Regions from separate parts of the Mus musculus genome. Here all the other regions are linked to region 1. A link is a loop called in an ENCODE intact Hi-C map of the cell type or tissue named here. Cell type or tissue: heart. All regions are shown on one strand.

What was found. Hi-C counts contacts between places; a loop is a spot of excess contacts. Peaks named below come from ENCODE experiments on the same cell type or tissue, not always from the same donor. Only the 100,000 strongest peaks of a DNase experiment are listed, where the experiment ranks them.
Region 2: a loop joins it to region 1, with 2.4 times the contacts of the local background. A loop is called at or near these places in 3 of 42 quality-filtered maps.
Region 3: a loop joins it to region 1, with 4 times the contacts of the local background. A loop is called at or near these places in 5 of 42 quality-filtered maps.

Annotation. Positions count from the first base shown.
Region 1 is chr3:27,179,898-27,187,897 of GRCm38, forward strand. Nceh1 (neutral cholesterol ester hydrolase 1) reads left to right here and starts at 3,107. Exons shown (of 5, transcript NM_178772.3): 1 at 3,107-3,318. The coding sequence starts at 3,181. In heart, a CTCF peak has its summit at 4,136; DNase peaks (open chromatin) are centred at 3,024 and 4,054; H3K4me3 peaks cover 1,863 bases; H3K27ac peaks cover 1,348 bases.
Region 2 is chr3:27,335,573-27,343,572 of GRCm38, forward strand. Tnfsf10 (tumor necrosis factor (ligand) superfamily, member 10) reads left to right here. Exons shown (of 5, transcript NM_009425.2): 5 at 1-4,093. The coding sequence ends at 95. Among named protein-coding and RNA genes, the nearest start is that of Tnfsf10, 22 kb to the left of the region's middle. In heart, a CTCF peak has its summit at 3,080; no DNase peak of the experiment used is centred here; H3K27me3 peaks cover 280 bases.
Region 3 is chr3:27,463,051-27,471,050 of GRCm38, forward strand. Fndc3b (fibronectin type III domain containing 3B) reads right to left here. Exons shown (of 26, transcript NM_173182.3): 12 at 7,172-7,296; 13 at 5,816-5,990; 14 at 4,325-4,411; 15 at 2,652-2,790; 16 at 725-796. Among named protein-coding and RNA genes, the nearest start is that of Gm32738, 15 kb to the right of the region's middle. In heart, CTCF peaks have their summits at 3,420 (motif pointing left) and 4,777 (motif pointing left); DNase peaks (open chromatin) are centred at 211, 3,629 and 7,921; H3K27ac peaks cover 541 bases.

The DNA of each region.
Region 1 (8,000 bases):
GTGTGAAGTGTGGTAATTAGGCCCAAGACCACCAGAAAGCAATGGTTTGAAAGCAATGAGTGATCCAGAGAAACTGGTTGAAAATGACAGTTGATCCGTTTGTGGTTTTGTTTGCTGTTCTGGGTCAGGAAGATCTGAAAACTGGTTTCTTCAAGAAGTAAAACTCTCCTAATAGATGAAAAGAAAGCGCCCCCATCCTCTCCCAGGCCGCATTTGATGCTCTGTTCATGTAGAGAGGGTAGTCCTTCCTTCCTTCCTTGGGGGGATCAGGCCCACTCTTGGATGGCCTAGTCAGGAAGTCGCTCTCCTTTCTTCTTATTCTTTTTTTTTTTTTTTTTTTTTTTTTTTGCCACGGCCAAGCAAGACCTTGATCTGCCTACTTGCCGAGTGCTGGGCTTAAGCATGTGCCACCATACCCGCTGTCATGCAGAGCTGAGGTTCAAGCCGTGGCAGGCTGGGCAAGCATTCCACCAAGAGAGCTTTAGCCTCAGCTTGCATTCCTTATGAGTGATAAACCATCAAGATCCCTGGATACAGACTCAACTTAAAGCCCGGCTCGAGCCAGCTGGATGGTTAGGGATAAAGAGCACGCTCTCTCTACCTCTCTCTCCCTCTCTCTCCCCTCCCTCTCTCTCCCCCTCCCTCCACCCTCCCCTTCCTCCTCTACCTCTTCTTCTCCCTCTCCCTCTCCCTCTGTCCCTCCCTTCCTCTTTCCTCTTTTCTTCCCTTCCTTCCTTTGACAAGACCTTACTATGTAGCTCTGGCTGGCCTAGGACTCACTATGTAGACCAGGCTGGCTTTAAACTCATAGAAATTGTCCTGCCTCTGTCTCTCAAATCCTGGGATTAAAGAGTTGTGCCCCATGCCTGGCTACTTCTTTAAATGACTCTGCTTTCAGAGTAATAAGAATGTTTCCCAGAATTGTTATGAAACCTAAATACATCAATCCTTTTGGAGTGCTGATCACAGGATTTAGCTCACAATAAGCTATTATTGTTATCTGGTCACCCTTCTGCATTTTCTTTGCACTTCATAATCACGCTCCAATAATGAGACACAAAAAAGTTAAAGAGAGCAAGTGCAGCCTGTTAGCGCATGACAGTAACCCTACTTGGAAAGTTCAGGTAGGTGGGAGGATTAGACATTCAAAGTCGCCCACAACTACAGAAAAGGGCTAGCCTGGGCTACACGAAGCCCTGTCTCAATGAGCCAAAAGCTTAAAAGTAAAAAATAAACAGAAAGGTTGGGTGGTGGGGGCACATACCTTTAATCCCAGTACTTAGGAGTTTTACTTCCCAGGCAGATCTCTATGAGTTCGAGATCTCTGTGAGTTCGAGGTCAGCCTGATCTATAGAGCAAGTTCTAGGATAGCTAGGGCTACACAAAGAAACCTTGTCTTGAAAAACATATATACATAGTCTTGCTACACGTGGTGACAAGTACCTGTAAAGACAGTATTATAGTCTGAAACAAGAGGATGACTTTATACTAGGAGATCCCATCTCAAAAAACAAAAACAAGACAAAAAACCCAGGTGCCGAGATGCAGCTTAGTGGTAAAATGCATGCCTGACAAAGGCAACTATCTGCCCCCAGTGCAGAGAGTCAACTCCGTCCATGGTCTTGTTCTCCAGCTCTTGTAGTTCTTGGTGTTATTTGTGGTGAATTGAAATAACAGGAAGGATGATGAAAGGGCTTTACTTTATCTTAAGTGGCATCATTAAAAAAATTACCAAGAAGAAAACAATAAAACAACAAAACTCCTTTCCAAGCTATGAAGGAAGCATCAAGAATCACTGTAGTTTCTTAAAACAACAGCAGCCACTTGGCGGTGGAGAAATGGCTTGGTAGCTAAGTGTTCACTTTTCAAAGGTTTTGCGAAGGACCAGAGTCCAGTTCCCTGCGCCCATGTCAGGCCGCTCAGGATCCAGGGAATCCCGTGCTCTCTTCTGGCATCCACAAACACTTGCTCTCCTGTGCACATTTCCACACAGAGATACACACATCACATAATTAAAAACAAACAGTTTACGATAAGATCTTTGCTTTACTGATTATATATGGTGCTGAGAAGTAACCCCAGGGCTTTGTGTGTGTGGGGGGGGAGAAGCACTCTGTCATTGAACTGAATTCCCAGACCTTTTTTCTATTATTTTTTTTTTCCAGCAAGGTTTCATATAACCCAGGTTGGCTTCAAAATCCTGGTCCTCCTGTTTCCACCTTCCCAATTCTGAGATTACAGGTGCTATCACCAGGCCCAGCTGAGGGCATTTGGAAGCCAACACTGGCCTTATTGCATGAGCTATGAGAAATCAGGTATTAGTTCTCTCTCTCTCTCTCTCTCTCTCTCTCTCTCTCTCTCTCTGTGTGTGTGTGTGTGTGTGTGTATGTGTATCTGTGTGTTTGTTGTGCAATGCCCCCCATATAGCCATGGGTGGCTTAGAACTCACAATGTGAACCAGGCTGTGTGCACCACCATGCCAGAAACTCTCTTTTTAAACCGCTTACTGACTTTATCAAGTGTTTCTCTCGAGAGGAGTTTTGGTATCTTTTGCAGTAGTCTCTTTGTTTTGATCAGATGCTTTATATTCTTTGAAAGTTGCACAGTGCAACTATCTGAGTTTTCTATTTGCTTGTTTGTCTGATACTTTGGTTTTCTTGAGGCAGGGTTTCTCATCTAGCCCAGTATGGACTCAAACTTGTTATGCAGTCCAAGATGACCTTGGCCTTCATCCTGTCTCCTCCTTTCAAGACCAAGGATAACAGTTAAGTGTGCCAAACCCAACGGATTTATTGTTTGTTTGTTACTGTTAGTTTTTCTTCTGATACTATTTCTGGTAGCTCAGGCTGACCCGGAACCCCTTTTGCCACACCTTCAGAGGCAGCTTGGCATCGCAGGCAGTCATACTCACAGTGTCCGCCAGGGGTTGCTGGTTGCTGTGTGTCCTCCGGGCTGCACCACCCTGCTTCCTGCAACCTGGCGAGCCCGCAGCTATTCGCAAGGACACCGCGGAGGGGGCACATCCGCGCTCCCACTTCCTCCCGACGCAGCCTGTGATTGGCTCGCAGCCTGAGGAGGAACACGTGAAACAGCAGCTGCGGCTGGCAGAAACTTGCTGGTCTTCTCCGGGTAGCATCGCACCGTACCGCGGTCAGCTCCGGACAGCCCGGCCTGGGGACAATGAGGTCGTCATGCGTCCTACTGGCCGCTCTGCTGGCTCTGGCTGCCTACTACGTGTACATCCCACTGCCCAGCGCGGTGTCCGACCCCTGGAAACTGATGCTGCTGGACGCCACTTTCCGCGGCGCGCAGCAAGTGGTGAGCAGAGCGAAAGGGGATGCCCCGTCTCGTCCTTGCTCCTCTAAACGAAACCCCCATCGCTTATCCCGGTTGCCCATGGGCCCTTTGAGGATGTCACATTTGCATCCTTGTCCTGCAATAGGGATATCCCGTGTTTCCGTGAACGCGCATCTGCCTCTCCCTGCTTCTTCTGATCTCTGGGGTCTGAGGGTGTCGTGTTTGCATCCGTGTAATGCAGTGGGGGCACCCGGTGTCACCCATGTTTTCTCAGAGTGCACGATTCCCCAGGACCCCTAGCCCGGGCACCGAGGATGTCCTGTTCGCATCCTTGAAGTCCACAGGCAGATAGGAGTGGAAACAGGTGAAGTTCTCCTCGCCTGGCGTCTCTGACAGCTGTTTAACCTTTCCTAGGACCTAATTAGCTCCCCTGCTTTCTTGGTTCGCTGTGTCTTGAGCCAGAGCCTTTGGTAATTTATAAACCACCTCGCCCCCACCTCTGTTGTCCCACTGGCTTGCAAAGGAGGAGTTAATTTTTTTTTTTTTTGCTAAGGGGATTGTGATTCACCGGTGAGCAGAAGCGGGCACAGGCAGTCTCCTAACGTCCCCAGGCCTTAGCGCTCCTTCTGGGGATCGCAGGCTAGGAGGAACCGCTCTGACCTTCGGTTCTCTCCCTGGCATTTCTCAGCTCAGCGGAAGAAAAGAAGGCCGGGAGACTAGCAATCCCGGAGGGCTGTAACGGTCCCTGTTTGAAGGCTGTTTTCTTGTGGCATTTGTTTTGCGTCCTTCGATGTCTGGGAGATAACCTTGGCCTGAGCCGGAGCGGTGTGGCCTTCTTTTAACCTGCAGGGTGGCATTTCTCTGCACTGTATCCTGCTCCTGCACATTGCTCCCCCGTGGGGAGGACAGTGTCATTGGTTTATTCCATGATAGGAGGATTGCTTTTAGTATCAGAAGCGCAGTCTGCAGCTAAGGCTGAACGCCATGACTGCATCGTATTTTTGAGTAGTCAGAGATATGCAGGTTCCCAGCGCTTCTCCACAATCAAGCCACCCTCCACCTCTGCCCAACACTGAGCCTTAATACTGTTTGTTTTGTTTTTTCAAGACAAAGTTTCTTTATAACCCTGGCTATACTGGAACTTGCTCTGTAGACCAGGCTAGCCTCTAACTTGACTGCAGCTGCCCCAGGAACTCTGAGAGGCATGTGCTGCTACCTACCTGCTCTTTTTTTTTTTCTCCTTCTTTTTAATAAGATATATGAACACGCATTAAATTTTTAAAATCAATTTTTATGTATGGGTGTTTTGCACACGTGTATCTCAGTGTACCACGTGGGTGGAGTGCCCACAGAGACCAGAAGGGGATATTGGGACTGTAGTTAAAGGGGTTGTAAGCCTCTGTGTGGGTGCTGGGAATGAACCCAGGGCCAGTGCTCTTAACCCATAAGCTCCAGCTGGTCTCTCTCTCTCTCTTTGTTTTGTAGACAGAGTCTCAGTGTGTAGTTCTACCTGGACTCTGTGTGTAGCACAGACTAGTCTTGAACTTTTGATCCTGCCTCTACCTCCCAAGTGCTGGAATCCACTACGTGGGTCAAGCTGGCAGATCTTCGTGCTGACATTACGGACCTGTCTGCACTGTGTTTCTGTCTGCACTCTGTGTGTGTGTGTTGGGGGATGTTGTCTTGTAGCTGAGGCTGGGTATGAGCTTCTATGCAGCCCTTGAACTATATCCCTTGTGTTCAGATTATAGGTTGTTTTGTTTTGTTTTTCTCTTAATTTTGGTTTTCAGAATCAAGACCTTGCTACCTGTCTCAAGCAAGCTGGCCTCAAACTCGGCTCTGTTGTTCATGCTGATCTTCGGGTCATCATTTTCCTGCCTGACTGTCCTTGGAGTTTATTTAAAGGCACCTCCCAGAGAGATCCACCATAGTTTGTGAGACACCATGTAGGCTTTAACAAAATGTGGAGCAGTGGTCTGGTCTCTTCTCTCACGCAACTGAGAAAGCCAGTCTTTCCTAGGAAGTCCTCATGAAGTTGAGTTCATGCACACTTGACAGATTCTGGAGACCAGGGTTGCAGACGATACTGGGCTGGGCTGGGCTGGCCATCTTTAATAGGTTAGCTTAAGGAAAGAACAGTGCTGTGCTGGTGTGGGGATACTTTGTCCATTCGTGTTTCAGGTCACCGAAGAACTCTTCCGTATCATAGCCATTTAGGAAAGTCCAGGTTTAGAGGAAAGTGTTTCTTCTCCAACATGCCTTCCAAACCTCCAGGGCCACTCTGTGCTGGGCTCCTATGGTGGGCCCTCCAACATGCCAGGAACTTGTGGGGAGGGGATGCCAGGCAGTCCCAGGGACTGATGAAGTAATATGTGTCTCCCCCCCCCACACACACACCTCCTCATGCTGTCGTGGGAGTAGGTCTTCAGAGAGTGGCTCTGGTCACCTCCTTGCTAAACTGAGCATATTGACAAGACCATTCAGAGCAGAAGAAAGGATAGTCTGTGTGGAAAGCCGTTTTCCCCCAAACAGAGACTAGACTCAGGGTTCTGTGCATGCTGGGCAGATAGTGGACATTGAGCTACATTCTCACATTGGCCCAGTTATGTCCGTGGGTCTTCCCTCTCCCTACGCCCCGTACCCCCAGGGTCTCAGCACGTAGGTCTGTCTGTCTGGCCTAGAGCTTTCTATGTACACCAGGCTGGCCTCGAAGCCACAGAGATCCACCATGGATTGTGAGGGAAATCTGTAGGATTGTTCCAATTTTGCTCAAACCATAAGATGAGCTGATTTATAGCTTTAGAACCTAGAGAGCCACCATGAAGTTGGCATAGGCTTGTTTGCCAAATAATTTTGGTTTAGATCACTTGGCTCAATTTTAAAAAGCAATAGAAGTTATTTAAGAGACTACGCCTGGCCTTCTTTCTCATGTCAGGAAATTTGAGTGCTGCATGCCCTGGTGGCTCACACATCTCTAGCACTCAGGAGGCAAAGGCAGGCAGCTCTCTGTGGGCTCAAGACCAGCCTGGTCTACATAGTGACCATAGTGAATTTCAGGGTAACTAGGGCTACATATTGAGGCCCTGTCTACAAATAATTAATTACTTGAGTGCTTCCCTGTTCTGTTACCACAGGCCTACAGCGTCTCACATTTTCTTTTGCCTTGTGCCTGGGTCAGCTTATTCTGATTATGTTTATTGTGCTTTCCTTCCTGGAGGATCCTAGAAACTGCTCAGGTCTCTTGCTTTCTTTTGGTTTTTTGTTTTTTGTTTTGTTTTGTTGTTGTTTTTTGTTTGAGAAAGTGCTTCTTGTAGTAGGAGCTAGCCTTGAACCCCTTATCCTCCTGTCTTCAGCTCCCCAGTGCTAGAGCTGCCTAAAAACTCCCCCTGCCTGGGTCATCCTCCTTCCCACATTTACTTGGAATTCTGGGTGTTTTGAGCAGTTATTTTCCTGTGGCTGTAGGTCCAGGCTTTCACCCCTGCTAGGCAAGCACTGAGCCACTGAGCTGCATTTCCTGCAACGTAAGTGTCTTTTTTAAAAGTCCCCCAGGTGATTTCAGTTGTAGCAAAAGAACCTTGGTTGTTCCTGCACTCATAAGGTGGGTGCTTCAAGTTCAAGGCCAACCTGTGGTATATACTGATACTGTCTATCAAAAAAATGAACGAAATTCCTTCAAATTGTATTATCATGTAAATAAGACACAATACCGTAGTGGATACATTTATTTAGGATATTATTGGATATAGCAATGATAATTAAATTTTTCTTAATCTATCCAGGTAATCCAGCACGTATGGCTAGGTTACAAGATTAGTTGGGTGAGCTTCAAGGTCTAAGACAGTGGTTCTCACCCTGTGGGTTGGGGTCACACATATCAGATATCATGCATATCAGATATTTACATTGTAATTCATAACAGTAGCAAAATTGCAGTTATGAAGTAGCAATGGAATAATTTTATGGCCTGAGGTCACCACAACATGAGGAACTGTATTAAAGGGTCATAGCATTGGGAAGGCTGAGAATCACTGGTCTTAAGGGAGTAAGATGCTAATGAGGTACATTTCAGTGTGACAGCAGAGCTTTCAGACCTCACAGCCGCACCACCGTGGCAGGGGTCATGTCTAAGAGCCTCTTTGAAAATGTTCTATGAGTGAGCTGGGGTTGTTGCTCACTTGGTAGAGAGTTGGCCAAGCATGATCGAGGTTCTGGTTCAATCCTGAGCTCTACCTAAACCAGGTTTGGCAGTACATACCAGTAATCCCAGCATTCAAGAGGCAGAGACATCTTCACGTACAAAGCATATCTGGGGCTAGCCTGGAATACGTGTTTTTAAAAAAGAAAGAAAGAGAAGAAGAAAAGGTTAGGCAGATGCCCCCTGGGTGCTGTGTTGGACTGTCAGAGCCAACCACTGATGGGTGGGGGGAGCATGACTTGCGGTCCCCATCAGAAACGTTGGAAGCATGTTTTTTCTTGGCCACCAGCCCCGTTGGATAGACTTTGTTACGTCATGGATAGAAGCAAGGCTGGAGCTAGAGATGCAGATGCTTTTCAGGGTTGAGAACCACCTGCTGGTCCAAATACATGGTCATTTGTAAGAAACAGGAAACACTGCGTGTTAAGTGTTAAGGGAAAGAGAGTTGGTACCCGGTGGAGTGGTAGAGCGCTTATCTTACATGTGCTAGATCCAAGCCACTCCAGAT
Region 2 (8,000 bases), 160 kb after region 1:
AAAAAAATGACAGGATTTTTGTTTCTGTGACAAATGAACATTTGATGGACCTGGATCAAGAAGCCAGCTTCTTTGGAGCCTTTTTAATTAACTAAATGACCAGTAAAGATCAAACACAGCCCTAAAGTACCCAGTAATCTTCTAGGTTGAAGGCATGCCTGGAAAGCGACTGAACTGGTTAGGATATGGCCTGGCTGTAGAAACCTCAGGACAGATGTGACAGAAAGGCAGCTGGAACTCAGCAGCGACAGGCCAACAGTCCAGCCACAGACACTTTCGGTGTTTCATCGAGAGACTTGCTTTCTTTCCGCAAAATGAGATCACTGTAGCCTTTCAATGATCTACCTGGTATCAGTTTGCAGAGATCTAGAAGACGTCCAGTTTCTAAATATTTATGCAACAATTGACAATTTTCACCTTTGTTATCTGGTCCAGGGGTGTAAAGCCAAGTGCTCACAGGCTGTGTGCAGACCAGGATAGCTATGAATGCAGGTCAGCATAAAAATCACAGAATATCTCACCTACCAAATCAGAGTGGGTGTGCCCCTGTGTGTATATGCGTGTCTGTGTGTGTGTGCATGTATGTGTGTGTGTGTGTGACTGTTCTTTATGGTAACTGGTTATGTTTTTCTCAAGTGAAAAACATAACTCTATACATGATAACATAATATCCCATCATCAGTGGAACCTTGCCCAAAGAATGTATGAAATCTCCAGGCAATGAATGAGGGCAGCCCAAGAAAGAGGCCCGCAGAGCCATACCACAGGGCTGCCCCACCCTGCTGGAGCTCAGATCCTGCCACTGCTGCAGGCCCTGGGTACCAGGTGTAGAGTTGGAGGAGGTCTTGCCTGTGGGTCTAGGTCTTTGGTGCCTACCTCCTTGATATGGCCCCAGTCCTCCTTTGCTTGTTTGCTAGTTTTATCATGTTTCCCAGGCCGGCCTCAAGTCCAATATGTAGTCAAGAGTGATCTCTAACTGTGCAACCTCCTGCCTCCAAGATCTGCTGAGATTATAGGCATGTGCCCCCCTGTCTGATTTGTGTAGAGCCAGGCTTCTTGTACATGTGACAACCATGCCACCCTCAGCTCTGTCCCAGCTCCATTTCTTCCTTTCTGAATGCAAGCATTTACTTTGTGTCCCTATATTCTAGAATGTGCAACAGTGAAGAATTTGCTCTGACTTTCAGGATAAAGTTTGAACTAGGTTCACCATGCTTGCTTTGTCCAGATTGCGACTGTCACCCAGTCCTCTGGCTCTTCCATCTGTCTGTCCACTCCACCTACCAAGATGTTGAACACTTGTTCTTTTTAAGATGTTGGTGCCTGGAGTTTCATTAGAGTAACACAAAACTAACTAAAACCAAACAACTCCAAAGGAGCCCATATGTGTTTTAATGAAACATTTTTTAAGCCTATTGGGGGCCTGAAGAGATTGCTCAGAGGAAAACAGCACTTCCAGAGGACCCAGGTTCAATTCTCATCGCTGATGTGATAGTTAACAGCTGTAACTTCAGTTCCAAGGGGTCTGACTTTCTGCCCTTTGCTTGCAATGCATGTATGTGATACACAGACATACATTCTGACAAAATATATCCATACACAAAAGTATTTTTTTAAAAGCTTATTTGAATGTAAGAGTATGGCTAGCTGTCACTTCTGATACCCCTTCTTATTTTTTTATGACTCAAGCCCTTATAAACTAGCAAATAGAAGTCACAGCTACCACTTGAATATAAGCACTTGAATACCTCCTCTCACTAGAATACAACATAGCTTAATAGTAAAAATCTTGCCTTAGTAAAGTACTTGCATGTCATGTCTACATGAACCAAATGAATGTATTAATTAATAATAGACATAATGATCACATCGGAAAGGCTGTGAGAAATAATGGAGAACATTTGAAAGCTCAAGATGGAAGGGAAAGGCACTTGTCAAAAATCTTGACAACCTGAATTTGACCTTTGGCAGGGCTGAAAACTAAACCCAGGGTCTTACTCCCAGTAGGCATGAACCCCCACACTGAGCGGCACCACAGCCCTAAGGTTTTAAATGGCAGAAACAACTGAGCGCTTTTCTAATTCCTGGTCCCCAAGTCATCACTGATGGCAAAATTCACAGCACTTCATCTTGTCTGCCAAGCTGGCAAGCGAAATGGTGTCTGATTTCTTTTTTGTTTTTTTAAAGATTTATTCATTATTATATCTAAGTACACTGTAGCTGTCTTCAGATGCACCAGAAAAGGGCGTCAGATCTCATTACGGATGGTTGTGAGCCACCATGTGGTTGCTGGGATTTGAACTCAGAAACTTCAGAAGAGCAGTCGGTGCTCTTAACCACTGAGCCACCTCTCCAGCCCCAGTGTCTGATTTCTAATGTTTGTGTTGAACGTATACATTCTTTGTCTGCTGTTAATTCTATAGTAATCTCCTGTGAAAGATTTTATAACGCCCAGGCCTGGATTCAACCACAATCCAACAGGATCGGAATCCTGGGGTGGTGCTCAGAGATCTTTTTGTGCGTGCATTTTAGTTTTTTAAAGTAATTAGCAGGCAGCCTGCAGGACACATCTTTGCCAAAATGTCAAATGCTGTGACTTATAAATTAAATATTTAAGAATGCAGCATACCCAGAGAAATCATTAGATGTTCAAAGATTTAATTCGTGTGCAACATTAAATGCCATGACTTGTTTAAACAAGCACACCTAAATATTCTTTCTTCTGCTAGAATCTGAAGCCTGTGATGCAGGAAGCAAGAATGGAGAGAATATTCTAGAATAAGAACTTTCTGGGCGATTGTGAGCCCTTTAATAAAAGGCATGAATACTTATCTGTTTGAAAGAGAAATCAATTTGGGGTGGGGGCGGGGGTTGTCCTTTCTTTGCTGAGTTCTAGCCCAACAAGCCATCTGACTTGAAGACTAAGACGAGCCTGCCACCTGGGCAAGCACAGGGACAATGATCCCAGGGCAGAGGCCAGCTCTGCTGTTTTGAGAAGTGTCTAGGCAAAAGCTTTCTTTCTTTTTTTTTTTTTTTCAGACCAAAAGGGGCCTCTTTAATGTCACACACCATTAGTGCCACCAGGTGGCGAGGTTCCCTTAATTTCTTCAGTATCAAGTCTTTTAAAAGTGTATGAGTATAAACATCTTCAAATTCTCGGGTTTAAAAACAAAATCAAAAATGAAAAAAGGTCGCTTACCTTTAGACCATAGGCAACTGGAGCTAAAGACAAGAGATAAGCTGGTGTACCCCGATGGAGCAGCAGGCTTTAACTGAATCTGTGAGGAACAGGGTGGGGCTTCACATGGTAAAACTGAATCTGAGGTGTGTTCTTTTGCCTGTTTGGGTTGTTGCTGTTGTTACTGCTTTGTTTTGTTTTTTTGTTTTTAAGTGAAACAGAATTTAAGTCTTTTGGAAGACTTTTGTAAATTCTCTTGGTCCCAAGGGAGGGCTCTGTGACGTCTGGAGTCTCAACAGTTTGGTCTTTGCCCTGTCTCCTGTTATTATAGACTGTGGCCTTTGCCACTCCATCACTGCCTACTGTTTTTCTTGGAGACAGGGTCTCTCCCATTACGGGCAGCCAGCAGTGCCCTGAGAGTCTCTTGACATGTGGCCATGAAGGCTTTTTACAAGGATGCTGGGGATTTGAACCCGGGTTCTCATGCTTGAGCCATAACTGCTCTTACCCTAGAACTGTCTCCCCAGTCCAATCACTGCTACTATTTTTTTTTCTTGGCAAATCAATTCAGTTCTTTAGTTTTCTTTCAAGTATTGTTTTACCTATTTATCATATTTATCACTTTCATTATCAATGTTAGAAATTTTGTTTAGCCAGCCTTTTTACTTATTCTTGAAATAAAGGGTTAAATAGATATTTTTTCAGTTGTGAGACATGAAAATCTTAGAAAGAATTTTTCTTTTCTTTTTCCTTTCATTTTAATAGCAGTGAATCTAGAAAGAGAATTATTTTTCATGGTGATTATTTCAAATGTATTGATACCATTTTGTGGGCTGGGAAATGTTAAACTTTGTAAACTCTGAAACGCACAAAGTGTTGCTTTGAATTTCACCTTAATAAAAATAACATCAAGTATATGCAGTGCACTTTCCTCTCCCCCTCCCCCTCCAGCTCTGCAAGGTACAGTCATCTTTTGTCTACTAAGACTGATGGTTCTGATTTCCATTGTTTTATATTTTCCTCTTACTGTGTGTGTGTGTGTGTGTGTGTGTGTGTGTGTGTGTGTGTGTGTGTGTGTCTGTGTGTGTGTGGTGAACTGCTCTTTACACCCGTGGGCTCCATGTATTCCTCTGAATTATATAGTGCTGCACACATTTTGTCAACCGTCTGAGGGTCTCAGCACTTGATCAGTGAATGTAACCCATTTCTACTTATTGTAAAAAGCAGTAACACAGGAGCTCATTTGTATCTCTTTGCTCCCAGTTTAGCTCTCACTGTGTACTCTCTCCCCAGCCTCCTAGCTTCCGTAGGGTAATCTGAATGCTTTAAAGGAAATGTCTTAGTCTAATTTCCAGTTGCTGTAATAATACACGCTGTCGAAAGCAGCTTAAGGGAGAGAGAGTTTCATCTGTAGTCCAGGTTACAGCCCACCATTGCTGGGAAGTCGCAGAGGCAGGAGCTTTTGAGAACTGGACATAGCCACACTGAAGAACAGAAGAGCGTGGATTAAGGCATACTCAATAGTTCTCACACATCTTTATTTTTATATAGTTCAGGATCCACATTAACTAACACAATTAAGATAATCCTTCCCAGACAGTCTCACATTCTTGGAGGTCCAGCTTCCAGGTGACTCTAGACTATTTCCAGTTGACAGTTAAAACCATCACAGGTAACTTTACAACTTTAAGGCTTTGTTTTTAAGCTTTTTATTGAGTCCCTGTGACTTTCCCACCATGCACCCCAATCCCACTCATCTCTCACCCCCCGCCCACCAAAAGAGAATAAAAAAACCAACAAAACAGAAAATATCTTGTTACGGAAGCTGTAGTGTGTCGCAGTGGTTCCACAGCACACCCTTTTGTCCACACACGTTTACTCGCAAACGTTCGTTGCAATGAGTCATTGGTCTGGCTTCTGCTATGCTATCAATACTGGATCCTCACAGGGACTCCTCTTTCTTATCCTGTGTCATGGAGATCCTGCAGCTTTGGATCTGCAGGACAAATCCTTTCCTGCGTCCAGCAGTTCATAGATGGGGTAGATGTTGAGGTGGGCCAACTCAGAGCCCTGGAGCTGGGCCTAGGTGGGAGCTGAGCTGGCCAGCTCACCAGCCCTTCTGCATTCACACTGCCAGGGTGAGCTTTCCAGCACTGGCCTGGCTAGCTCCCCCAATGCTGCAGCTGGCAAAGGGCAGGGTCAGCTCTCCCACTCTCAGACCCTAGGTACTGGCTTACCCTTGCTTTCCCATCAGGGCCAACACTTCTGTGCCGCTCAGGTAAGGTGCAGGGCCCGCTCTCTCAAAACCTGCAACCAGTTAGGGACAAGACCAGCTCGCTGACTGTCTCAGGGGGCAAGGACGGAGGGGAGGAGAAGGTTTGTTCTTAATACCTGATCAATTTTTCTTACAAGACCAATAATTAATTTTTTTCATCTAAGTTTAAATGTTATTAATCTTCGAATCTCTGACTCTTATCTACCTACCCTGTACAAACGAAAAACTGCAAGTTTCTTGTATTTCATTGAGGTATCTTCATATTGCGGTTGAAACCATCAGTTTTACTGCTATTGTTGTCGTGATTGGGAGTATTGAGAACTTAGACTTTGCCAGAGCAATGGATTCCTACATTGTCCGGATCGTACATCATCACAGAGTTGGCACTGTAGACTTTATTCACTAAACTCAGAGATAAAGAAGCAACCCAGTGAGAGATTGTTTTCAACCCACCTCTCATTGGTGACATGGGAGCTCTCTCGAAACTGCTCCCTCACCCCAGACCTGAGCAACCTCTAACAGGAAGGAGAGCACCTCTGACCCTATTGATCTCTGAACATGGCTGACATCACCAGTCTCTTTTCTATCCCCGAGGCATGGCAGTACTGGGATGGCACCAGCTTAGGGGGCGAGCCTGGGATCTGTGTTAGTTGCTACCTCGCTTGAAATGATGAGTCTAGCTTATGTTCTTCCCAAGCTTATTGGGAGACTCAAGAGAGACTACATGTGCAAGTTCTTAAAAACCACATTGCATAAGTGTCTTCGAGGCATTGTGGAGAGCAGAAAATACTATTTCATTATAGCAATTTTGAACCCTTTTCAGCTGGCAGACTTTAAGGTGAGAGTTGTATTCATGACTGAAGCATCAGAGCTTCTTCACTTCCTTCCCTACTTAAAGTTGTCATTTGATTTTTTTTTTTTAAACAAATGGACCAAAGGACATAGAACATAAAGACCCGGGGACCAGAGAAGTTCGATGTGAGTGCCATTCTCTCTTTTATGTTCCATGGACAACAAACTCCGAGGAGAAAATCGCTACACAGATTACTTGTACTTGAACATGAGCACAGACTTCATTAGGAAGATGATAACTAGGACCTTCCTCTCCTCATTATCTTTTCTAGAACAGGTTGTCTTTAAAACCAGCAAGAGGCTTCCAACGAGCAGAACATCCACGCTCTCTTAGTGACTTCTGTTGCTAGGGCAGCACCCCTGACAACAGCACCCCTGACAACAGCACCCCTGACAACAGCACCCCTGACAACAGCACCCCTGACAACAGCGCCCCTGACAACAGCACCCCTGACAACAGCACCCCTGACAACAGCACCCCTGACAACAGCACCCCTGACAACAGCACCCCTGACAACAGCGCCCCTGACAACAGCGCCCCTGACAACAGCGCCCCTGACAACAGCGCCCCTGACAACAGCGCCCCTGACAACAGCACCCCTGACAACAGCACCCCTGACAACAGCACCCCTGACAACAGCGCCCCTGACAACAGCACCCCTGACAGCAAGGTTGAAAGGAAGACCTGATCCCTCTCCAAGTCTGAGACTAGGGTCTGCCGCGGGAAGGAAGCCATGGAGGATCCTGATGGACCAGATGTCACATGGGGGACAGAGGGCAGCGAGTCATGTTTCCAGAGGCAAGAGTGACAACTGCTTCTACCCGACTCCCTTCCTCCATTTTCCTCAGCCTGGGACCCCAGCCTGTGACACAGTGCCACCCTGCTCAGGGCAGATCATATGACCTCAGTTAACTTAATCTAGAAAAATCTCAGCTGTCCTTGGAGATGTGTTCCCATAGCGATTCTAAATTCTGTAAAATTATCTCGATAGACCATCACAGCAATAACAAAAAAATTCTCTCTAGCTTTCAAAATATAGGATTATTTATATGTCCCTTCATGTGTTCTCTCATTAAAGAACTAAACCAAATAAGTATAAAAACATACCATATTCTCTTATTTTCCATAAATTTTACTAAATAAAATATAGACAGTATTTGTTGGAAAACTATGGAAAGTCATTTTCTACATTCTTCACATGTAGTAAATAAACACATTATCCTTTGTAATAATATGGTAGAAAAGTATAATTCTCTATGTTATAATGATAGAAAATTATAATAGTTTTATATATGATGATATGTTATAGATAATATAGACATACATAATATATATAATGGATCATATAAGTATAATAACTGAGGTCTCAATTTCTATATTCCAACAAAAATAAAAATAAATTGGCTTACATTAATAAAAAGACTTTTTAAATTTGAGACAGAATCTCTTTATGTGGACAAGTGTGGACTTTTACTCACAGTGATCCACCTGCTTCTGCCTTTCAAGTGTTAATTAGTGGCAGGCGCCTAAGCCTTTTTTTTTTTTTAAAGAACCCCAGAAGCACTTTATTTTACCACACTTCTTATGGAATTGGTATTTAAAAGAATTCATCATCACCATCATCATCGCTATTATTACATGTGTGCTTGGGTCAGTTCTCTGCGTTCACTGTAGCTTCCTGAGATAGAATGCAG
Region 3 (8,000 bases), 280 kb after region 1:
GGGTGGGGTGGGGTCCGCAGCTGGTTCTCTCTGTCCATTTACACTCGGGTGTCAGGGACTCAACGCAGGTCAGGAGACTCCGTGGCAAGCCCCATGGCCTCATCTTAACACTGGCAGTGTGACAACTGCTGAGAACTCTAACTCCAGAGTCACAACAGAGACCAGTGTGTTCTGCAAGTCTGACACCCGTCCCTGGCCACACTATGACGTGGCTGTGGCTGGCCATGGCAAGGATGCCAGGCAGACTACTGCTAACGACGGCCAGATAAAGCTCGTGACAGCTTAGGGGAGAAAGCCTCAAGTTCATTCACTCTATTAATGAGTGGCCATCGTTTCAAAATCAACATAGAAAATAGAAACAAAAACAGAAACAAAAATCGTAATTTGTCAAAAATGGGTACTTCAAGCAGAGTGAACTGTGGTATCTGACAGACAAAACCATACGCAGGGGCACAGTGGGCTGTAGAGAGCTTGCTGAGGATGCGCAGGAAGGAAAGCTAGCTGAAGAGGAAGGGAGGGAGGGAGGGCAGGGAGAGAGAGAGACAGACAGGCAGGCAGACAGACAGACAGACAGACATGCTGATGCTTGCTATGGCTTGACTACACTACTAGCTCTATCGTTCGAACTAATGGATGCCTGCTGCAGCTACTGCAGAGGGTCTGACCACATCAGGGTGGGGACCGGGTGGGGATGCATTGTGTAATACAGTTTCCAAAGTGTCACCTTCAGAAGTTCCATCCGTGATCTCCAGCAGATACTTCAGGATTTCTGAGCCACCGTTGTCCTTTGGAGCATCTGCAGAGTAGGCAGAGATTAGTGAGGAGAGCACTGGGTGTCACTGGCCAGCACCATTACAGAGTACAAGAGCACCTCCGATATACAGCCGTCCATCGAACGTGGACCAAAGAGCATGACTCATCATCTTTAAGAAACCTGCCCCTTAAAGATTTTCTTGAGACGGCATCTCATACTTCTGCTCAGGCTGACATCAAGGTCCTGGGAATGCCCCTGCCTCAGTACCCCACCCTGACCCCAGGACTGAGGTTACAGGGATGAGTCGCCCACTCTGGCCCCTCAATGTCAAGAGATGGAATTTTATCACACTGCCATTTAAGGTCACTGAAACACAGAACGGAATGCAAGGCTGCGCACTGATTTAGGAACGCGCATCAAACTTGACAGATGGCACGAGTTTCCTAAAAGTGACATCGCGAGGAGCACTCTGAAGTGGCTCTTTAAGAGTGGGTGATTTTTATGGAAAGTTGAAATATTCAGGTATTTATCCTGTTTTATTATTTTTATGTCACATACTTATGAGCAACTAGATGATTTTGAAAAATGGGAAGGGTAGAGAAAAAACTGCATTAACAAAATAAATACAATGTTGGAATGGAGTAATTTCATTGCACCTCACTTTTCTACCACGCAAACGACATCGCCAGGGTCCCGGATGCAGTACAGAGCGATCAGCACAGGCATCGGGCATTTTCGGGGGGACAGCTACCACCAGAGCCATATGTCACCTTGGATCATGGTCTCCAGACATAGACATGTCTACCTGCAAGAGCTTTGCTTTGTGAGATTAAAAACACCAGGCGGGATGATTTTGCCAAACTGTGAAGAACTCATGTCTGCCAGCAGCCCCTCTGCGTCCTTGCACACGGAGGGGACTTTCCAAGGCCTCGATGTTGCTTACACCGATTTGTGCAGCTCACTTTCCGGGGTGTGCATTTGTCACACACACTTCAATAATAACGTGTACAGCAATCATGATAAAGACAAATCGGGCACAGAGCTAAGGGGGCGACTCAGGGAAGTCCTGGGAGGCAGGCAGCCCAGAGGGCTCCACTCCTACCTATCCTTGTCCTCCAGGGAAGCCGACCTCAGAGCTCTTTGATGCCTCAGTACAGCATGCTCGAGCTTGGTCTCCAACGACGCACAATGCTTTAAACTGCGCCCTGGGTACATTACCTTACAACTCTAATGTTTTCGCTTCTGCCCTTCACTTGCTGTTCATACATATTCTTAAAGGACACCAGTGCAGAGCACGCGTGTCCTAACAGCCTTACGCATGATTACAAGTGCTACAGTCGCACAGTGACATGCGTTTCCCTGAAATGACCGGCTCTGCAGAGCTGAGTGTCAGTGTCCTCCAGGTCACCTCAGCCCACGTGAAAACCGTGGAACTCACGGGGGTGGGGGGTGAGGGGGGAGGCGGACAGGGACACCCCAAACAGCACAAAAGCAAAAGTCTACTCTATTGCAACTTAAACACTCTGTATGTTAAAAAAAAATCTACTTAGGATTACATATCTAGATTTGAAATCCAATCTCAATTTAGAAATATTTTATATTAAATTTCATTGATTTTTTAAAAGGTAAGCCATGATGGAATGAATTATCATAAATCCTCAAACTCAAGTTAACAAAGCATTTAAAATAAAGGAGAAAAATGTAACATAGAAAATATGAAATAAATGAGATCCTCTTAAAATTGTTCACGTAAGAAGTCCACTAACATGAGACTATATATTAACATTCAGTGCCCCTCCAGCCCTCACAAATGTCTAATAAATGCAGGAAGCCCTCACGGGTGATATATTCCCCTTGTGTTTGGTTTGTCACGGCAGTAGTAGGGCAGGAGACATACCCCACTTGACACTGAAGCCATGTGATGTGACAGGTCCTTTAATGAGGGGTCTGGTTGGAGGGCCAGGTCTGTCGGGGCTGGTTGTACAAACCAGGACTTCACTTGGGCAGCTCTTCCCCTCCATGTTGGAAGCAGTCAGCTGCAGAGCAAACACGGACACATTAGCACATGTTGGTTATGGGCTATGAAGTCTCCTGGGACTTTGTACCATTGCAAGGTTAGACATGGACAGACAGACTGACACATATCGACCCAGTCACTTGTCTTGAGACTGCTGATTTCAATGTTTGTGATTACTTATTTTACTTAAATTTGGTTATTAACAATTAAAAATAAAACCAAAAGGTAGGTTTCAGCTAAAGACATCTGTAGATCCTTACAAGAGAAAATATAAGCCCAGGGTAGTGGTACAAGCAGGGTGGCTGAGGCAAGATGACTGAGTCTGGAACCATTCTAGGCTATGCAGCCAGTGCCAGGCACTCCTGGAAGAGAGTAGGACCATGCTTCACTAGAGGAGGAGGTGGAGGAGGAGGAGGAGGAGGAGGAGGAAGAGGAAGAGGAGGAGGAGGAGGAGGAAGAGGAGGAGGTGGAGGAGGAGGAGGAGGAGGTGGAGGAGGAGGAGGAGGAGGCTGCAGTGGTATTGTATATGAAATCAGTAGTTTCCATTTATTCTGTTCTGTTTGATGAGAAGAAAACGCAGGGATAAACTAGACAGAACTTTATTTATGGAAAAGGCAGATGGTGCCACCTTGTGTACAATGTCAGTAGTACAGCTATGCTCTGGGAGCCAAGATTAAGTATTTTTAGCATACCAAGACACAATTATATTCCTCAAATAGTCAGTCACAACATTCCACTTGATAATTTGACAAATACTAAAGTGACTAAATGCCAAATTAAATTACTAAGGCCTAAAATTAGAGAAAGGAGGGCGGAGCATCCTCAGGGCAAGCAAGAAAATAGGGTGTCGTGCACATGACCAACATAGGACGCTGTGACGGAAAGGCACTGAGAACAGTGCAAAGCAGCAGCTTTCAAGTCTGCAGCTGTGACATGAATCCCTACTGCAATGTTACTGGTGACTGTCTATAAGCAAAGGTCCCTCAACCCAGCAGGTCGAACGGCCCTTTTGCAGGGGTCTCCTAAGACCATTAGAAACTGCAGATGTTTACATCACAATGCATAGCAGGAGCAAAATTACAGTGATGAAGTAGCAATGGGAATAATTTTATGGTTGTGGGTATTAAAGGGTCACAGCATCAAGATGGCTGAGAACCAGTGGCCTAAACTGAGGAAGTCTAAATTGTGGAAGGAATGGGATAGAGAAGAGAAAAACAAACACGAGAGGAAAGATCCGAGGGTCTTTCCAGCCACACACGTGGTGTAAAGCCCAGGAAAGGAGCGGGTGCCAGTGCGTGCAGGGACACAGGCATCTGGTCAGGGCTTTCTCAGCCGCGCATCGGCCCTGGCTAAGGCAACCCCACTACAGCATCTTCTTACACGGGTTCCTGCCCAGAAACTCTATTTTCAAATTAAAATCTGGTGGGTGCTTGATAGGGTCAGTGGCACTTTGAAAGTGCTGTCCATTTCTGCCCCCTTTTGGCCTGCAGACTCCACTTGAAACGTAAGTGCAGAGGTGTCAAAGTGACGTTAGACAAACAGAGAAGACTCACCCTGAATTTATACTGTGTGCTTCGCTTGAGATTTTTCACAGTACAGGTTAGGTCCTCTCCAGTGTATTTTGGGTGGAAATGGCTATCCTGAAGAGGCAAAGCCAGAAAGAGACATTGGAACTACAACATCAGAATCATAACGTCGGGGCCTCGATTCCTAAGGGTCCAGGGTTTCTGTGCTATGACTTCGTCTTCTGAGCAGTAGCCAGAAGTCTGGCAGCCACTGCTGAGAGAGTGCAGGTCCCACGGTGCCACGGGTAGCATGCAGAGCTAAATGCAGCTGTCACTTGTCACACTGCAGGTCAGCCTTATTATAACAAAGTCGAAGCACTTTGAACATTTTATTTAACACTAGATCTGTCACAAGCAAAGCCTGTTGAGTCGAAGCTGACACATTCCAACAGGGAGGTGGTGCAACAGTGGACAGGCAAGGCTTCTGAGCTCATGGCGCCCCCTTCTGGGTAAGGTGGAAAGCAGGGCTTGGACGGGAAGGACACACTCCTGTAAGGGTAGCCCTTACCAATACAGGTGAATACACCGAACTCAAGCCATAGCATTCTCCCCCACCTCCCTCCTTCCCTCCCTCCCTCCCTCCCTCCCTCCCTCCCTCCCTCCTTCTCCCTCATCCTTCTGAGCATCATGCTCCCTTCAGACTCAAGAGAATGCCCCCTGCTAAAAGGTGTGCAGAGCCTGGTCCACAAGCTCTTACGTGTCAGCTAAAGAGGCAGTTTAAGAAAGAAAACCCTAACACAGACAGAGGCACATAGTGTGGCACTGGAGGCTGGGAAGGCGTATGGAGGCGTGCGGGCAGGCTGCCAGAGCTCCTGAGGGGCTGCCACAGCAGCACGGGTTGATGAAGTATGGTGGCCACATGTGGCTCTCGGGATTCAAACTTAATCAGTTAAAAGCTCAGCTCTGTAGGTCAGCAGCCACATTTCAAATGCCCAGTGCCACATGCCCAGCATAAACTATAGGACACTTCTACATGACAGAGACTTTCCAGAGTGGACATGGAAGGAAGCCAGGGAAAGTGAGTTAGGGATCTGCAAGGCCCTCCCTGCAGAGGGCACAGGACATGCAAGTTCATGAGGCTGGGCACAGCGGTATAAGCAACAAGGCCTGTGACAAAGCCACGCACACAGGCCCGGGTGGGTGGGTGGGAAGGCACTGGAGAGCTGAGGCTCCCCTGCCAGGGTGCTGGTGGGTACCACGAACTGTGACTGTGTGGCAGGGATTACACCACAGCACACAGTGGTGATATTGTGCTGGGGCACGGAGGAGGGACGGCAAAGTTGGTTAGATTTCAGGGAAATTTTGAAGAAGGGCTCGGGAAGGTTTGCTGGCTGATTCTATCTGGGGTCAATGGATGACTCATTTGCTGAGTTTGGGAAGGCCAGGGATGATGGCCCTGATGGAAATGGAGAGTGGCCGGGAGTTGAGGTAGTTAGTAAGGCCGGGATGCTCTGCAGGCGTGCACACCGTGGGACTCACGTTCTCATCCTCCTGAATGTCCAGGGTGTAGGTTATCACTTCCTCAGGCGAGCAGCCTTCTGGCCTGCTCCACTGCAGGGTGATCCAGGTGACGCCGGCTCGGACAAGCCGGGGTGCCAAGGGCATCTGCGGGATGTTTCCCAACGTGTAGCACACGACCTCCTGGCTGTAACCACTGTGGGGGAGTGAGCACAGGAGACATGTGGGCACTGTGTCAGAGGGATCCTGTATACAGGAGATGGCCCAGTAGAGCTTCAAAGTGCCACAGTGGGCTCTACAGTCTGCACTTACAAGAGCACGGCAGACCTGAGAGAGTAGGCTGGCCGTTTTGCTTCCCTCAAAAGCACACCATGGCACTGTATTTACTAAGGTAAGAGCAGCGGCTACAGAAGGACTGCAAATGAAGGCGGCACCAACAAGCGACTCTGCTGATGGAACCTGAGTCTCACAGTTTTCCAACTCTGTGAGTGCTTCTAATTCATTTAAAAATTGCTCAACCATAGACGCCTTTATCGTGCCGACATTTCCAGTCAGAAAACTCTTAGGATATATTGGTTTCCAGGCACTGGGAGGAAGTTCTAAAAACTCTGTGATGTTTCAGAGAGGTTCTCTAGGCTAGGGCCACTGCATGGCCTAGTCTTTAAGATGCACTTATGAAAGAAAGAGATTTTTCCTCTTGATCAAGCGGTATCTAGCAAGAACTGAGACATCTATTTTCAAAGCCCCTTAATCAACAGGCCCCTAGGTTAGGAGTGGTTTCTTTCATTCCTTTGGCCGCCTGCATAGAGACATCTGTAGCAGAGGCAGTCCAGGTTTTCTCTGTTTCTGCGACTTGATAATAGCTGCTCAGCAGCCCTCAGTATCAGCAACAGTCACACAAATGAAAAAGAAGGCTCTGGAGGACTGTCCCATTAAAAGTGAGGTGGAAGCCGGGCGTGGTGGCGCATGCCTTTGATCCCATCACTCGGGAGGCAGAGGCAGGCGGATTTCTGAGTTCGAGGCCAGCCTGGTCTACAGACTGAGTTCCAGGATAACCAGGGCTACAAAGAGAAACCCTGTTTCAAACCCCCCCTAGCCCCCTACACCCCACCCCCCAAAGTGAGGTGGAATAGGAGCAGGTGTTGGGGGAAGGGCAGCTTCCTTTACAAAGCTCTCCTGTTGCCTTCCCCCATGACAGCAGTGAGGCTGAGAGAGGTCCAGCTAGGCCGGCCACCTCAGAGGCCTTCTCTCACCTCAGGATTTGCTCTCAGAGGTGCTCCGTGCAGAGGCAGCATCCTCACACCTTCAAGCAATGTGAGAGACTGCCAGAGCCATGCCCTGACATTTGACAGGCAAGGAGAAAAGGAGACGCCATACCTGGTGCCGATGTCGTTCCGAGCAGCGAGCCTGAACGTGTAGCCCATGGCTGGACAGAGCTTTGTCAGTTTGCAGTGCTTCTGGCTTCCAAAGAAACACTGTCTGAAACCACTGTTTCTCTTTCCCTGGAAGGACACAGAGACTGTTCATCTACCCGAAACTCACCCAGAACATAGCACTCTCCATCTACCTGTTTATTATCACTACGCTTATTCATTCATTCATCATTTAAACTTAAAGTTACTGTGTGGATGGATGGGGGTTTGCCATGACATTTCCAAATGTATACAATTGTAAAAAAAACCCAAAAACCAAAAAACAAATTACCATAAGAAAATGAAGGAATATTTTAAACAAAAGCTGAAATTTCTAGTTTGGATGAATTAAGACAACAGGAGGTGGGTATCCCGAGGAACCGGCATTGAACATGAAGCACCCCACATGGAAGTGCACTCTAAACACAAAAGCCACACAGACCTGCCAACGAGGCCCAGAGCCCTTCGGACTTGGGCGTCTAACAGGGTTTAGTTGATAGCATAGGATGAAGGTCAGTCCCAGGGCGATGTGGCAGGAAAGGCGATGTGGCAGATAAGAACTGCGGTCACTAAGATGCTCCTCACTTGCGTGGGTGGCCGTGGCCATTGAACAAGGGAGAGTTGCATAGAGCTAAGGATCGCACCTCGGAAGTGGCCTGGCCTTTCTCAGGAATCCTCACACCCCACCCCACCCCCATCTGGGCAGCTGGCCTCCCTGCTTGTCTTGTCTCTTCTGTCACAGTGGCTCAAACCCCTGGATACACCCATCACGGTGGCCATGGTGAGCTGTTTGT